Linked DNA regions of Homo sapiens: region 1 is linked to region 2. A link is a contact called in ENCODE Hi-C or POLR2A ChIA-PET data. All regions are on one chromosome and are shown on one strand. Each heading gives the region's core, a stretch centred on a gene start or an enhancer-like site at or near the end of the contact. The rest is flanking DNA. Distances are from core to core; before and after follow the strand shown.

Region 1 (2,998 bases), core at 1-2,500, 440 kb before region 2:
TTTCTTTCTTTCTTTCTTTTTTCTTTTTTAAGACGGAGTCTCGCTCTGTCGCCCAGGCTGGAGTGCAGTGGCAGGATCTCGGCTCACTGCAAACTCTGTCTCCCGGATTCAAGCAATCCTCCTGTCTCAGCCTCCCAAGTAGCTGGGGATACAGGCGCCACCACCACGCCCGGCTAATTTTTGTATTTTTAGTAGAGACAGGGTTTCACCATATGAGTCAGGCTGGTCTCAAAGTCCTGACCTCAGGTGATCCACCAGCCTCGGCCTCCCAAAATGCTGGGATTACAGGCATGAGCCACCACACCCCTCTAATTTTTGTATTTTCAGTAGAGACGGGGTTTTTTATGTCTATTATTTATTTTATGTCTATTATTTATTATTGTACACAACTGACGCTCCATCCCCCCCACCCCCGACCTTTTTCTTTTTTAGAGATGGGGTCTCGCTCTGTCACCCAGGCTGGAATGCAGTGGTGCGATAAGAGCTAAGTGCAGCCTCGAATTCCCAGGCCTCAGGCCATCCTCCTGCCTCAGCCTGCGGAGTAAATGGAACTACAGGTGCGCGCCACCACACCCAGCTGATTATTTCTAAATGATTTACTTCATCAACACTTCCCACATAAGTAGGGCACACATTAGGCGCTCCATAAATACTTGTCAAACGCCTACACGAAGGAAGATTAATGTCTGGCAAGAATGAATCCACCTTCCACCATGCCTACCCCGCTAAAAACTACATTTCCAGCCAGGCGTGGTGGCTCACACCTGTAATCCCAGCACTGTGGGAGGCCGAGGCAGGAGAATCACGAGGTCAGGAAATCGAGACCATCCTGGCTAACACGGTGAAACCCCGTCTCTACTAAAAATACAAAAATTAGCCAGGCGTGGTGGCGCATGCCTTTAGTCTCAGCTACTCGGGAGGCTGAGGCAGGAGAATCGCTTGAACCTGGGAGGCGGAGGTTGCAGTGAGCCGAGATCACGCCACTGCACTCCAGCCTGTGAAACAGAGCGAGACTCCATCTTAAAAAACAAAACAAAACAAACAAAAAAAAAACTACATTTCCCTGGGCGCTTGGCGCGACGCGCTCCCACCACGTTTGAAAGAGCGACAATTACTTCCCACGGCCCCTTACCGCCCCCTCCCGCCGGTGCCACAGTGGTTGATGGGAAGGTAGTTTTTACGCACTTTGGCCGGCCCCTAGCGATCTGAACCCAAACTAAATTTCCCAGCAAGCAGCGCGCCGGCCTGGGAAAAGGAGCAAGATGGCTGACTCCAAAGAGGGTGTTTTGCCGCTGACGGCTGCTTCCACTGCCCCAATTTCATTCGGCTTCACTCGCACGTCCGCACGGAGGCGGCTGGCCGACTCGGGAGACGGCGCGGGGCCATCTCCGGAGGAGAAGGATTTCTTGAAAACCGTGGAAGGGAGGGAGCTGCAGAGGTGACGCGCCGGGTCTTTCACCCCTTGGAAATCTCTGCGGTGGGCGTAAGCGGGAGGGAGGAATCTCAGTTGTTTGTCTTGGTGACAGTGACCTGTTAAGCCTGAAGCACAGCCTGAGTAAATTCGTGGAGGCCAGAAGGCGGGAGTTTATAGGAGGGGGTGAGGAAATTGGGCCTGATAGCTGTGGGAATTGCGAAGAGAGGATGTATTACTGAGAAGAAGTGTCTTTAGGACTTGAAGACACTAAGGTCTGTGCGTTCTGGGAGAAGGAAAGAATGAGAAAATGACAGGACCTGCTAGTGTCTCAACTGAAGGGCTGAGGCGTCCCCGATATGGGGAACGGGATGGAGCGGCAGATTCAGGTTGATGGAGGCCACCATCAGCTTAATGAGGAGAGGAGTGTCTGAGGGGTCTGAGGGAGGGATTTCCAGAAGAGAATCAGGCATCTAGGAAGCTGTTTGGGAACCTGGAGCTGGGGAAGGTCTGGGCTGAAGATAGTGATTTGTGGGCCATTGTAGAAGCCGGTATTGAGTTAAACAGAGAGTGCAGGACTTATTTCTCGAAGGCACTGACATTTATGAGTTGGGGGCACTGGGGAGATAATCCAGAGAATGCACGATCAGAGAGGAACAGGAGATCCAGACATGGAGTAGGGAAGACATGGTCTGTGGGGCTGGGGTGAGTTTGGCTCTTGTGTTTTCTCTGAATGAAGGAGTGTGACCCACTGACCCTGCCATTCTCCCAACCCCACCCCTCTGTGTCCACATCAGTGTGAAGCCCCAGGAGGCCCCCAAGGAACTCGTCATCCCTTTGATCCAGAATGGCCATCGCAGGCAGCCACCAGCCCGGCCCCCTGGGCCATCCACAGATACTGGGGCCTTGGCGGATGGGGTGGTGTCCCAGGCTGTGAAGGAGCTCATTGCGGGTGAGTGATACCCCTTTACCCTTCCCCATTGAAGGAAGAAGAGGAAGAAGGTGGAAGGATAGAGTGGGACTTCATTGCTCCCTCCTATTCTTCCTTTAGAATCCAAGAAGTCTCTGGAAGAGAGAGAGAATGCGGGTGTCGACCCCACGCTCGCTATCCCCATGATCCAGAAAGGATGCACCCCCAGCGGGGAAGGGGCAGACAGCGAACCCCGGGCAGAGACAGTGAGCTGGCCCCTTGTCCCCCTCCTGCCCCAGCCTTTCTTTGCCCTGTCCGCCAGGCTGTGTCCCTGCACGTAGCAGGGAAAGTCTGTGTGTGTGCTAGAGGCCCGCCACCTGCCCCTTCTCCTGTCATCATTTTGGAAGCATTACCAAATGAATCTGGGTATCTGGATGCTAAAAACGTACTTGAATCCTAGGATTATCTGAATGAGGTGTGCAGCAAAGGGAACAGGAAATGTAAAGGCCCTGAAGGTAGACACTGCCTAAAGTGTTTGCGGAACACCAAGGAGACCAGTGTGACTGAAGTGGAATGAGTAAGGGGAAGGGGTAGTAGACGAAGTCAGAAAGGAGATGGGGGTGCTAGACCAGGCAGGGCCTTGTAGGCCATTGTGAGGACTTTGGCTTTTACTCTGA
Region 2 (2,752 bases), core at 117-2,616:
TTGAAGTTCAGACACATAGACTTGGGAGTTTCGCGGGGAGTCCAGCTAAAGTAAGTGCAATTTGGGGTTTGTGGAGAGAGTTATGGTTTAGGAGTTTGGTGGATATTTGATAGCCTTGGGATCTGGAAGTTATGCTGGGTCCATCTTTATGGGTTTAAAAGGATGAATTTGGGGCTTAAACCTAGAAAGTTCAGGTCAGGGGATTGTGGAAAAGACTTTTTGCTTAAGAACTACCTCGGTATTTGAGTGTTCAGGAATTTTAATATGGGAACTCTGGGGTCTGTGCTGTGGATTTAGAAGGACAGATTTGGAGTTCAAGGATCAATGGAATATTCAACTTTGGGGTTTGTTGAACAGATTTATGACTTAGGAGCTTGGCAAACATCTGGGGTTCAGGAGTTTTGATGAGAGATTCCTGGGATGCAAAATGTTGAGTTTAGAATAGATTTGAGGTTCAGGTACAAATACAGTGCTCATTTATTGGAATTTGTGGAAAAGATTAGGCTTAGGCAGCAGACTAATACTGGGGGCTTTAGAGATCTTGATACGGAGACTGGGGCCAGTCATTGCAGACTTAGAAAGGCAAGTCAGAGTTTGCCATCTGGATGAGTCTTTGGTTCTGGGGCTCAGGGATTCACTGATCAGGTCTGAGGTCTTGAAGCTATGGACACATATGGACACAGATCTGGGTTTGCGGGTTGAGAACTGGCTTGCAAGTCCAGTCGGGGGTGGGGGGGTCACCTGAAGGCCGTAAAGGCGGATGAAGTAGGACTTCTGGGGGTTATCCTTCACGAAGCACACAGCCCCACAATGCTCCTTGGTCCAGTGCTCAGCTCCAGGGGGCAGCGCCAGGTACAGCTGAACAACTGCAGTGGCCAGCGTCTGGGAGAGGAAAGCAGGGGTCAGTGGAGTCTGGTCAGGGGTAGCCACAAGGTCTTGGAGCCAGACCTGGTCCTTCCTGCCTCATGACAGTCATGGGCCCAAAGGAAGAGCTGCAGCCAGAGGGAAGGCAAGTAGACATTGAGATCTTCCTGGGAAGGGTGGATTATGACGGGAAATTCTAGGAGAGGAGATGATGGAGAGGGAAAGGAGGAGCGGGAGGAGGGGAAGAGAGAGAAGGAGGAGAGGAAGAGGAAGAAACGGTGGGGACGGGGCGGGGGCAGGAGATCCCCAGCTCACCAAGCATTTTCGTCCAAGCATCTCAAAGAGTCGCTGGTTCTCGTGGTCCTGGAGGAGGGTGGAGGGTATGTTCTGCTGAACCGCTGGTGCTCCTCGGCCCCCGGGCCTTCCTCCCATTGGGCCCCCACTCATGGTGCTTTCTGCCCTTGTCTTCTCTGGCGAGGCTCTGGGTGCAGGGTAAGAAGAGGAACTTCCGCAATGAGCAGCAAGGGAACAGGAAATGCAAAAAACCACAAGGGACAAGGGAAACAAGTCCTCCAGGGGCCCCTTGGTGGGCCTGGCCTCCTCGTTAGGCTGAGCTTGGGCCCTCCGCCATCAGATTGGAACCCTCCTCCACTTGACTGCTTAGACCCACCTTTTGGATCAGCTTGGGTCCTCCTCCCCCTTTCTTACTCTCTGGGGCCCATCTCCTTCTGACTGGCTCAGACCCTCCTCCCTCTGGCTGGCAGCGAGAGCTTAGCACATCTGTGTGCAGGGCTCCCTGTGGCAAGGAGTAGTCATGGGCCTGGGTGGCCTCCTTTCTAAAGCACCTAGGTAGCCTGAGGCTGAGGCCCGAGGTCCCTAGTCCGGAAGGGTTACTACAGTAAAACTTTTCCTTTTGGCTGGGGACAATAGCTCACACCTGTAATCCCAGCACTTTGGGAGGCCGAGACGAGTGGATCACTTGAGGTCAGGAGTTCAAGACGAGCCTGGGCAACATGGCAAAACCCCATTTCCACTAAAAAATACAAAAATTAGCCAGGCATGGTGGCACACACCTGTAGTCCTAGCTGCTCAGGAGGCTGAGGCAGGAGAATCGCTTGAACCCAGGAGGCGGAGGTTGCAGTGAGCTGAGACTGCACCACTGCACTCCAGCCTGGATGATGACAGAGCAAGACCCTTGTCTCAAAAACAGCAACAACAACAACACAACAAAAACCCTTTTCCTTTTAATTACAGAGCGAGCCCCTGTGATCCACGCCTATCGTGAGTGCTTAGACACTGCCAATGACGCATATGCCTCTGGTCCACTTCCCCATCCCTTACCCTTGCCTCCCCGCAGCTCCCAAATTACTTTCTGCTTGTCATACTTTTTTTTTTCTTTTTTTTTTTGAGATGGAGTCTCACTCTGTCGCCAGGCTGGAGTGCGGTGGCACGATCTCGGCTCACTGCAACCTTTGCCTCCCGGGTTCAAGTGACTCTCCTGCCTCAGCCTCCCAAGTAGCTGGGACTACAGGCACACGCCACCACGCCCAGCTAATTTTTTTGTATTTTTAGTAGAGACAGGGTTTCACCATGTTGGCCAGGATGGTCTCGATTTCTCGACCTCGTGATCCACCTGCCTCGGCCTCCCAAAGTATTAGAATTACAGGCGTGAGCCACCGTGCCCAGCCCATCCCTTTTTTAAAGAAAGGAACTTTATATCATATATGAATGCCTGAACAACATCTTGTTTAGTTTTCATTGCACTTGAAGTTTGTAAAAGCACATAATCTTCAAAGGCTTGCTTTCTCCCCACTGGACATCCTAGTTTTATCTTAACACTCACATAGCACTTAACGTGTGTGCCAGTCACTGTTCTGACCCCTTTGCC

Evidence for each region. Hi-C counts contacts between places; a loop is a spot of excess contacts on that map. ChIA-PET counts read pairs that join two places held with the same protein, here RNA polymerase II (POLR2A). Pooled maps may share reads with other maps.
Region 1: a loop to region 2 is called in a pooled map, with 3 times the contacts of the local background. The contact joins the promoter of GPKOW here to the promoter of WAS in region 2. A Hi-C loop is called at or near these places in 1 of 37 single-sample maps with no recorded cell type and 8 of 50 pooled maps. POLR2A ChIA-PET finds 5 or more read pairs at or near these places in 1 of 52 experiments (A673).

Annotation. Positions count from the first base shown.
Region 1 is chrX:49,121,987-49,124,984 of GRCh38, reverse strand. It overlaps GPKOW (G-patch domain and KOW motifs), which reads left to right and starts at 1,250. Exons shown (of 11, transcript NM_015698.6): 1 at 1,250-1,438; 2 at 2,209-2,363; 3 at 2,463-2,587. The coding sequence starts at 1,263. RefSeq lists enhancers at 273-926, 927-1,580.
Region 2 is chrX:48,682,413-48,685,164 of GRCh38, reverse strand. It overlaps WAS (WASP actin nucleation promoting factor), which reads right to left and starts at 1,366. Exons shown (of 12, transcript NM_000377.3): 1 at 1,180-1,366; 2 at 742-882. The coding sequence starts at 1,311.